Linked DNA regions of Homo sapiens: regions 1 and 2 are each linked to region 3. Evidence: chromatin contacts called from ENCODE Hi-C data. All regions are on one chromosome and are shown on one strand. Each heading gives the region's core, a stretch centred on a gene start or an enhancer-like site at or near the end of the contact. The rest is flanking DNA. Distances are from core to core; before and after follow the strand shown. Region 1 has its middle 160 kb from the start of NCK2. Region 2 overlaps NCK2 (NCK adaptor protein 2). Region 3 holds the start of LINC02946 (long intergenic non-protein coding RNA 2946).

Region 1 (3,692 bases), core at 396-2,895, 290 kb after region 3:
CCTCTCTAGCTAGTTGAAGAAGATTCACTCCTGTGGCAGTGTTGGATGCATGCAGACATGCTTACTGACAGGGCAGGGAAGGCAAAACCTGCTGGCACACACACTCTGGCAAAGCAATGTTGGGGGTGGCTATGGGCCTTGGGGAAGCTGCTGTTGGGGGAGGAAGCAAGCAGGTTGCTGCATGGCCGTGGGGGACACCTCACTGGAATTCTCCATTAGTCAGCCATGGTGCACCAGTGCAGGATGTGGGCCCCCAAGGTAGCTGAGGCTTTCCTGCAAGTGGACTCAGCCAGGCTGGGGCCTCAGGAGAGGCCAGCAGACCAAGGGCACTGAGGTCCAGACTGGCCCTGTCTGATGGGCAAGACAGCTCTGCAGAGTTCAGGTCTGACAGTTCGCAGAGGGCTAAAGTCTCCTATGAGAACAAGTCGAGCCTAGGAGGCTGGGCATCCCTGACCATGCTCCACTGCAGATGCTCCCACACCAAACCCTCTGGGCTCTGCATCAGTTGGCATGCCCCACTACCACTTCTCTAAGCAGCTCTCCCTGCAAACTCGAGTGTCCACAGTGGTCGAAGGGTCTCCTGCCAGGATTCCAGGTGCCCGTGGTGAGAGCAGGTTGCTCCTTGTCAGTTCAATTCACCCATTACCCCAGAGTCACTGGGGGCCAGGAGTGAGTCCTGGTGTGCAGTAGCCCTTCCATTCAGGGTTCCCAACTTCCTCCCCATTCAGCTCAGCTTCTGTATCTTCCCTCCATGTACTCTCACAGCCTTCCCTCTGAAGATCTGTTAGGACTGTGCCAGTGGTCTTGGTCCCTCAGTGGCAGCTGTTCCACCTGGCTGCATCTAGTTGGCCTTCTTGCCCCAAAAAATCTCTATCTGCATTTTTAACATGCTGCTGGAAGATTCCAATGAGGTGGTTTGGACCTGCACTTTGGGTTCTAGTCTAGTCTACTTGAAACCTCTAGGGAAACACGTTGCTCTCAATGCATGCCATCTACAGCATGTCCTTCTCCTTGGGCCATATAGAATAGGGGTCCCTAACCCCTGGACCATGGACCACTACTGGTCCATGGCCTGTTAGGACCCAGGCTTCACAGCAGGAAGTGAGCAGCAGGCAAGCGAGTGAGCATTACTCCCTGAGCTCCGCCTCCTGTCAGATCCGTGGCAGCATTAGATTCTCATAGGAGTGCAAACCCTATTGTGAACTGTGCATGCAAGGGACCTAGGTTGTGCACTCGTTATGAGAATGTAACTAATGCCTGATGATCTGAGATGGAACAGTTTCATCCCAAAACCGTCACACACACACACACACACACACACACACACACAGGTTTGTGGAAAAGTTGTCTTCCACAAAGCCAATCCAGGTTGGGGACTACTGATATAGAAAGAAATGTCTGATCTTTAAGGCCCAGAGTGATTATTTTTCTCTTTTGTTAACTGTCTTACTTGCCTTAACCTCCATCAGGTTTCCCACAGCACAGCTACTAGCCATACAAACTCACTGGAAAGACTCGTGCTGTTCTATCTTTGGCAGATCCTGCTACCTGACACTAAATGACTATTGAAGATAGACAAGCCTGACAGCTGGTGTGAAAGCTCGCCTTTGACAGCTTTCAAAAAATCCCTGAGCTCCTCTCCAGTGGCCAGCATTTGGTCAGGAACCAGGGCACCAGGGCCTTGTCCTCAAGCATCTGCTGGTTGGTGGGGGCATGTGGCCTTCCAAGATTAGGTCATGGCCCAAGGAAGCCCCTAGTCCAGAAAGTCAGTGGACTTGTGTAAAGCAAAGGCCTGTGCTCATGGTGGTGGAGTGCGCCTCCATCGGTGCACACCCTGCATCTGAGCCTGGGTGCTCCTCACCAGCGGCTTGACCTCCAGCCAGTGCTGAGAACTCTGTACCTCCAAAACACTGGTGCAGAGCTGCATTTTTTAATACAGCCATTTGAGGGGGATATTAGAGTTGTTAGGCGTTGTTGTACATTTAGACAATGTAAACTGCGTAATGTGAAATACTTAGCACATTTGTATAGCTGGTTAAATGGGCTTAATGAAAAGGAAAAAAATAGGTTAATGTGCTAAATTATTATCTAAATGAAGCTAGTAGTGACTTATACAAGATTTCAGACTACATCTACATGTAGTACCATAGAGACACTGTGTTCAAATGATTTTAACCTAGAACTCCATCCAGTCCCACAGGGAATGGGATGTCAGTAATATTCATTTCCACAAGTGCCAGGGAGGTCCTGTCCTGTGCAGTGAAGAGCAGAGAATAAAAAGATGAGGGAGGCTTGACATTGAGGTAATGAAACTAAAATACTTGCCCAATCAGAATGCAAATATCCGGCCAGGCACGGTGGCTCACGCCTGTAATCCCAGCACTTTGGGAGGCCAAGGTAGGTGGATCACTTGAGGCCAGGAGTTCGAGACCAGCCTGGCCAACATGGCAAAACCCCACCTCTACTAAAAATACAAAAATCAGTGGGGCGTGGTGGCGCACACCTGTAATCCCAGCTACTCAGGAGGCTGAGGCTGGAGAATCGCTTGAACCTGGGAGGTGGAGGTTGCAGTGAGCTGAGATCACATCACTGCACTCCAGCTTGGGCGAAAGAGCAAGACTCCATCTCAAAAAATAAAAAAATAAAAACTGCAGACGTCCAAATAGCATTCATATCCCGTTAGTTCTATGACAGTGGTGGCTTGAGGTGTTGGAGAATAACAGGTGCTGTCTTTGTTAAAGGTGCATTTGGAATTTGTCTTTGGGAACTGCCCACCCATATACTGTGGGGTAGCCTTGGATTATCTGTGGTGGAAAATCTTTCAGGTTGTGCTTTTTTTGAGGTAGGGAAAGTGATACTGGTTACAAATCCATTTAGAAATAAATCATTTGGAGGAATCTTAATTTTCTTCACTTTTTTATACATCTTTTTTATTATCTGGATGAAAAATATAGAGAAAAAAGTTGAATATTTTTAAATTGCATGGAAACCAAATTTAAGTTGAGTAAAAGTAGATATTCATATTGGTTATACTGGTGGTAGGAAAATAGGAGAAAGATTTCTTCTCTGGAATTTGTTTGGTTTCCCGGTGGTATTAGAAAATAATTTTCTGGCAGGGTATAGTGGCTCACACCTGTAATCCCAGCAATTTGCAGAATCTCTTGAACCCAGAAGGTGGAGGTCACAGTGAGCCCAGATTGCACCATTGCACTCCAGCCTGGGCAACAAGAGAGAAACTCCATCTCAAAAAAAAAAAAGAAAATAATTTTCTCTTTAGTCAATATTTTCACCAAAAGTGCTTGTTAACATGATTTGCAAATTTCAGAATGTAATGAAGTCAATGAACAGATTGGTGTTGCAAAATACTGAATTCCTAATCTAGGTAATCTAGAAAAAATGTTTTGGTTCCCTTCTTAGTGAAGTCTACCATGACTATCCCATTAATAATGAAACTTGCCCTCTTCTCTTTCGTCTTTCCCCTGTAGTACTTATCAACTTCTAACATGAATAATTTACTTACTAGGGTTATTATTCTCTCTGTCAACACACACACAGCTAGCATGAAGTTCCATACAGGCAGCGATATTTGTTTTGTTAACTGATGTAGCCTAAATAGACCAGTGCTTGGCATCTAGCAGGTGCTCAATAAATTAGTTTAAAAGCACTGAATGAATCAACCTGAGAAAAAGAGA
Region 2 (3,759 bases), core at 104-2,603, 280 kb after region 3:
GTGTGTCCATTATAAATCCTTTTATATTACATTTTGTCCACATTGATTCTATGGATGTGGCTAGAAAGCTGTACTTAAAATGAACAGTAACCCTTTACTGGGTTTCTGGTAAACTGTACAAGTTGTCAATATTTTATTTTCTTAATTGCTGCATCTCCCATCCTTGTAAAGCTTGTTCAGAAAATGACAGATCACAACTAGGATATGGTTGGAAAAGGTGCAGAGCTGGCCTGCAAGTGCGGGAGGCCATTTTCCTCTGTAAGATTTTAGTTCCCGAAGATATCATGTATTTATTATGTCCTGCAATAGTATTAGATACTAATATTTTTTGTCATACAGTACTTTTTTTTCCAGTAGAGAAAAACTGTCTCGCTAAGGATAATTTAATGCACATATTTGTTTCATTTCTCTTTTTTAAAATATATGAAAAGTATTTGGCTGGGAAATAAAATAGAATAGCTCCTTTCTGTATTTTTAAAGTTATAATATTTCTTAAAGAAATTATAACTTTTACCCAAAACTCTATTTTCAGGCAATTTCATCATTCCATTTCTCTAAATAATGATTCTCTAACTGTATGTAGTGTGTATCAGAATTGCCTTGAAGCTTGTTAAAACAAATTGCTGGGTCCTACCTGAAATGGTACTGATTCAGGAGGTCTGGGGCCCAAGAATTTGCATTTCTATTAATAGCACGTTTCTTGGTGGTGATGCTGCTGCTTTTGGGACCACACTTTGAAAACCCTTGATCCCTATGATGCATTCTTAGTGGTTTTATATATTCTTGCAGCTGTTATTAAAACCATTTCTGCATAATACTACATTTCCATGAATTATAAAAATATTGTCATAAAGCTGAACTTCATTTAGAACTGAAGCTTTTGTTGAGTGGGATTTATCTCTTGAAGTATATTTCTGTTGAGTTTTTTGGGGGGCTTTTTTGTGTTTTTGTTTGTTTGTTTTTTACTGTTTAGAGTTTGAAAATAAACGTGCTGTATTTGCTGTGTTTCTGCTGATGAATTAGGAGGAGGTAGATTGTCAGAGCAATGTGAAAGCTGCTTCCAGGGTTTCATGGTTAGGCTCCGTGATCCATGGTGTTTCTTCATAAATGAGTTAATGTTAAGATGACTTAACCTTAGGTTGCTGTGAGCAGTGCCTGTAGGCATCTTTCCAGTTTCAAAGATAACAAGTTATTTTTAATTGCCAGGCTTTTTGCCCAGTACCAAATGGAAGTTTTAAGCCTGGATTTTTGTAATAGTTCTAATTTTAAGCATATTTAACTCTTGAAGATGGAAAGGCCTGCAAGATCATGCAGTACAGGCTGTTATCTGGAAGTTTAGTGCTCATCACCTGATTCTGATTCTCAAATGGGCCAGAGCCCTTGAAGACTCTGCCTTCTCACTCTGGCTGGCTCTTCAATGCTGACCTTTAAAACAGACAACATCCAGCATCACCAGCAAACTTGCTAGAATGCAGATTGCCCCAGCTTGCTGACTTCGAATCTCTGGGGTAGGGCTCTGCAACCTTGGTTTGAAGAAGCCCTCTGAGTCCTTTTTTTGTTCCAAATCCTGAGAACCTATGAACTCCTGAATAATTCTGATGCGCCAATTTGAGAACCACTACGTTGTGGAGTATGCACTTGATTCAAGCCCTTTTGCATACTGTTGTGTAATATGGTAAAATTCTGACTTAAATGTATCACTCAGTCACATCAGGTATGACACTATGGAAAGACAAAGAATAACAAGGACAATATTCTACAGGTCTATATGGTGAGGTATTACATGTGACTTTAGGAAATACATTTGGGGATAGGGAGGGCTAACCACACACATGCATACTAACTGGAAAGTGGACAGGGAACGCTCCGTTTGCCTAGATTAGGTAGATGGGACTTGGACAGCTGCTCTGTAGTTGATGATTGACTTTTCATTTATGTAAATAAGATTACTTCCAAAGTTAATGAGATGAATATTTGAACATGTCAGTGTGGATTGGCTTCAGGCCTGTGGAGTAAATATTTTATAGAGTGAACATTGATAGGAGAATAGGAAAAGCTGGTGAGACTCTTCACACTTGGGGCAAGGAAGAGATAATCTGATGTAAAAACAAAGAACATAGGGTCAACTGACAGCTAGCAGCATAAGTATAGGCAGGAGTAATTTTTATTAAAAGAAGGCTACCTTAGACAACTAGGGCAGGTGACCAAATAGAATGGTAAAACTGAAAGGCAGTTTTTCTGAGATAAAAACAGAGAAACTATTAATCAGTGGATCACGATTTGCCTCTAACCCATTTGTTCTCACTTTTGGGAGGTAAATGAACCACTTCTGTGGACAGAAGAGTGCCTTCTGTAAAGAAGTAAAAGGGGAAAAACATGTCTTTACCAAAAGAAAAGAATGATACAACTTGTGATAAGAAACCAACAGGGTGACCTCTCTCTGGGGGTAGAAGGAGATGTGTAGATTATTGATGCTTGGAGACTTCAGCGTGGCTGGAGATCAGTCCAGGGTCTGTGTGGAAGGCCTGGTGAATCACACAAAGGGCATTTCTACCCTCATCATTTCATAAAGTCCAAAGTGAAAGATAAGGAGAAGTTTTAAGGTTTAAAGAACCAAAAGTACCTGGAGCAAGGCCCCTCCCTCCCGTTTCCTCATGACTATTGTGCTTAGAAGAAAATCGCATTAATACATAAGCTTTCAGGAATGGAGGAGGAAATAAAGGATATTAAAGTCTGTCCTCGGCATTCATTTTTTTCCTTCTATGAGAAAACAATGATTAAATCTTGAGAGAGGGAGAGGCGTATCTGATCAGGACATCTGTTTTATAAAACTGCAAAGGTGCTTTTCAGCAAGTATTTGAGGCAATGGATCAAGCTGGCAAAGCCATAGAGATGGGATCAAAGAGTGTGCTCTCTACTGTTCTTTTCTAAAAGTACCCACTTATCGCGAGCACAAATTGCAAAGAGATGAGGTGTAAGAATTACCTAAAGGAATGAATAATGGAAGAGGTAGTCAAAATTAGAAATTTTTAAGTCTGCACGTTTGTTGAACACCAGATACTCTGAGCCCGGTGTGGGGATGTGGAGCTAAATAGGGTTCTTGCACTTAGTTGTATTCAAACACAGAATCTAAAGCCTAAACAAAAATAATGATGATAGAGGCCCCGAGAGAGGTTGGTTTTCCGCCAACCTATTAATTGTCCTTAGATTCCACTTGGAAAATGACTTCTGAAAAGAAGGGTCAAATGAATGGGTTGTACTAATTGTTCATTCTCCAGAACCATTGATTCAAAAACTATGAGAATGGAAAAATCATTCCTTATAAGGAGTACTCATAGAAGGACATAACAGGAAGAAGTGGTCTGATGTTTGAAAATTTGAAGAATTTGCCCAGTAGTCAGCACAGAGAAATTACTATATACCAAGTAAGTACAGTGTTTGGAGATGGAAAGTGTAGGAAATGCGGACAGTGGGAGGTAGCACAAAGGTGGCAATTAAAGAGGAGAAATCAAAGGGGAGATGTTTCAAAACCCGGGGACTGAGTCTAGTTAGGTTTTAGTCCAATCATAGAAAATTGTAATGAGTGTCCTGTCCATCTATGATGGCTTAAAAAGATGTCCATAAATTCTTTGGTACTCTTTGCTTCAGAAGGTGGAGCCTGACCCTCTTCCCTTCAGCATGGGCTGCACTGAGCAACTCACTTCTAATGACCAAGATGTGGCAGAAGCGATGGAGGGCAGCTTCCGAGATGGGCATTGT
Region 3 (3,416 bases), core at 585-3,084:
CATCACAGTTTTTTTTTTTCTTCACGAGGATTGGATTGTACTGCATATGGCACTTTGAAACCTGCCTTTTCCCTTTATGATTTATTCTGGGCACCTTTTTTTCAGATCAATGATTTTTTTTCTTTTTCTTTTCTTTTTGTTTTGTTTTGTTTTGAGACAGGGTCTTACTCTGTCACCCAGGCTGAGTGCAGTGGCCTCATCTCGGCTCACTGCAACCTCAACCTCCTGGGCTCAAGCAATCCTCCTGCCTCAGCCTCCCAAGTAGCTAGGACCACAGATGCGTACCACCACACTCAGCTAATTTTTTTTTTTTTTTTTTTGTAGAGACAGGATTTTGCCACATTGCCCAGGCTGGTCTCAAACACCTGGGCTCAAGCAGTCACCCTGCTTTGGCCTCCCAAAGTGCTGGGATTCCAGGAGGTCAATGACCTCAAGCTCCTCTATTCCCAGCAGCACTTCTGAGCTCCTGGCAGGAACATATATTCATGTATAAGCATGAAAAGGGGGGTCCCCAACTCTGCCAAGGGTGGGAGTAGGGAGCCACGGTAGACTCCCTCACAAACACAATTGGAGATGACCAGAAGGCTAAACATTGGTGCCTTTGGCCTTCAAGATACCCTTTAGAAGACAATTATTATATTTTCTTGAGTGTGAATGGAGATAGGATGGGAGGAGCAGCTTCCAGGACCCTGCCCCACGGCAGACCGGCCTCTGCCCTGTGGATCCCAGGACCCTGCCCAACAGCAGGCTGCCCTCTGCCCTGTGCATCCCAAGCACTTTCTCTGTGCTGCCTGGTGTTGCAGAAGTCCTGCCTCGCCATGGACACCGTGGAAATGAACAGGCTTGCTGAGTGACTGGCATTTGCAAAGCTTTCACAAATAACACTAAACACCGTGATTTCCTCAAGATGTTCTGGAGCCCTCAGACTGGGCCCTCTCTGTTGTGGGGTGCTCAATCTTCCCAGGCTCAGGCTGCCCCAGGGGCTGGGCCACGCTGCCCCAGGGGCTGGGCCACGCAGCCCCTATCGTCACCCTCACTACCCAGGCCTCTAGCCTGCACCCTTCCCCTCCCTACACTCCCCACAGGCAGCTCTCATCAAGCAACTGCTTCTCCAAGCGCTTGTGACTAAACCCCAAAGAGGCCTGGAAAGAGGATGTTGGAAACAAGCAGGGGGTGCACTTTGGGGGAGGCGAGGCCTGGGAAGCCGGCACACTTCTATGTGAGTGGAGGCTGTTGGCTGATTGGCCACTTGACCTTTGACCTGAGCCCCAAGGAAAGTGCACCCTCCTCTCTTTCATTTTGTTTATGGCTTCATACAAGCTTCCCATTTACGTGAACATTCTGACAGAAGAGGGCTCTCATTTGGCCAGGTCCTGAAAGCAGAGAATTCTGCTCCTTCTATGGGACCAGCAGCCTCTCTTGCGGGCGTTTGGCTCTGCCTGCGAGGCAGGTGGGCTGCCAAGGCTTCCCAGCTGGGCTTTTCTGCTTTAGATAAGCTGAGATATTTGTGCATGAAACCTTCTGCGATGTGACCCTGCGAAATGCATGCTGCGCCACACCCTTTTATCGTTGTTAATTGAGAGCAGAGTGTTGCTAAACTTACCATGTGATGGATATTTCTCCGTTTTGATATTGCACAGAATGAAGAACATAGCAGACAGATGAAGTAGGCCTGGTGGTGCTCTGAGCAGAACAAATCCTAAGGCCAGGTTAGACTAGCTTTGCACTGTTTCCCTCGTGTCTAGATTTCTGAAGGATGAGTCTTTTGATTTGTTTCTAACCTGCTTAAAAGAGATGGGGAGGCGGAGGAAGCAAGGAGCCGAGGTGCAGCCGGATGCCTCCCAGGATGAATAATGGCAACAAGAAACAGAGTTCTTAAAGCCCAGATGATAAGGGCCTCAGTCTGGGTGTGAATGAACTTGGCCTGACTTCTTTGCTGCCGTCATATGAACCGGAAGGAGACAGCTTAGATAGAGCAAGCCTGCTCCTTCCAGAAGCACGAGGGTCCTGTGGCGGTTTTTGCTTCAAACACCGCAGAACACAGAGCAAACCCCATGACGCCGTCCTTCAACTAAACAGCCCAAAGCAGCAAACTAGAGGTTTCCATTTTTAGTTTGCAAGGGGAACAACTGAGCTTTCATGAGTTGGAATTTGCTAACGTAAATTGAGCCTTTGTAAGAGGGCTGAAATTGACCCTGGAGACGGAAAGCACAGGAAATATTTGCTGTGGTCGGTGGGAGAGGACGCTCCGCAGACAAAGCCGCCTGCTTCTCCCGTCAGGCCTGCCTCCTCTCTAGGCAAATATTGGAGGGATGACTTTTTTATTTGCAGAGAGGATTTGGCTAATTTTGTTTTATTTGTGTACCTTACATTCATGGAGCACTCTGCACAGTCTGTTGGATAATCTCTAATTATTCCTTTCCTCTTCACACCTGTGAGGCCGATGCTCAGCATATTTCAGAGGAAGCTGGCACCAGGGATGAGGGAATCTGCCCAAGCATGAGTCACCTGGAATATTAAACCAGAACCAACACACAAATGATCTGTGCAAAGAGGTCAGCAAAATAAAGGATTCACTGCAATTCATCCTTCTGTGGTCACTGCCGGGCTTTGGGCTCCCATCCCTTCCCGGCCCTCCCATTCCATATCCCTCTTCTGTATTTGCAGGCAGCACCATTGAAGTGTGTTTGACAGACAGAACTACTGTTTTGAATCAACCCTCTGAGATGTCTAAATCAGCCTGTCAGACTTTGCTCCCTCTATCACGTTTCCCAAGAAGAGGATCAGAGATAAAGAGAAATATGGAAATTTGGAGTAAAAGGTGAGTCTAGAGAACAAGAAAAAAAAAATGTGCCTTCAGAGACTACAACAAAGGAACCCAACAAAATATAGGACAATCTGGTTACTATGTTGAAGTCACAAATGTGAAGAAAATAATATACCAAAACGTTTCAGAAAAATCCAACTACTATAGCCAAGCGAATGACACATTAGTGACATAATGAACAATTAGAATTAAAACTTTTTAAAGTGTCGTAAAAATATTTCTTTATTGTTTAAAAATGAGATTTCAAAATGTTTCCAAACCTCATCAGTGAAGGACATACCTACATTTCTAACCCAGATGAGGTTTTTGAAATGTGGAATATAGAAGCAGTCCCTTTAAAAAGAAAAAGAATGCCTTTCATGCTGGATTTGTACAATTTCCATATGTTTTAGTAATCAAGAAGTACAGAATCCCTTGAAATGTGCAGAGATTCAAGGCTAGAGCCAACATAGCATTCAGAGTCTTAAATAAACATATAATGTTTGGGAAAGCAATATTCTGGATGTTAATTTTCAATCTCTAGGTATACCTGTCAGTCTTTAAGATGGAAACTTCTGCTTGTCAGAGTTTGAGGCCTCTGTGAACTTGC

The links. A loop is a pair of places that touch in the nucleus more often than their neighbours do. Pooled maps may share reads with other maps.
Region 1: a map of aorta shows a loop between it and region 3 (2.1-fold over the local background). The contact joins the enhancer-like site here to the promoter of LINC02946 in region 3. A Hi-C loop is called at or near these places in 1 of 168 maps with a recorded cell type or tissue (aorta).
Region 2: a map of Right ventricle myocardium superior shows a loop between it and region 3 (2.0-fold over the local background). The contact joins the enhancer-like site here to the promoter of LINC02946 in region 3. A Hi-C loop is called at or near these places in 3 of 168 maps with a recorded cell type or tissue (Right ventricle myocardium superior, aorta and cardiac septum) and 1 of 50 pooled maps.

What each region holds. Positions count from the first base shown.
Region 1 is chr2:105,901,651-105,905,342 of GRCh38, forward strand. No RefSeq gene overlaps it. Among named protein-coding and RNA genes, the nearest start is that of NCK2, 160 kb to the left of the region's middle. Within about 2 kb of position 1,646, at least 2 of the 41 ENCODE cell types and tissues checked have a DNase peak (open chromatin) inside an H3K27ac peak, as active enhancers do.
Region 2 is chr2:105,884,963-105,888,721 of GRCh38, forward strand. The region is part of intron 4 of NCK2 (NCK adaptor protein 2); the gene reads left to right. Among named protein-coding and RNA genes, the nearest start is that of NCK2, 140 kb to the left of the region's middle. Within about 2 kb of position 1,354, at least 2 of the 41 ENCODE cell types and tissues checked have a DNase peak (open chromatin) inside an H3K27ac peak, as active enhancers do.
Region 3 is chr2:105,608,725-105,612,140 of GRCh38, forward strand. LINC02946 (long intergenic non-protein coding RNA 2946) reads right to left here and starts at 1,835. Exons shown (of 4, transcript NR_038891.1): 1 at 1,604-1,835. It overlaps LOC107985929 (a long non-coding RNA gene), which reads left to right and starts at 2,425. Exons shown (of 3, transcript XR_001739626.2): 1 at 2,425-2,555; 2 at 2,668-2,821.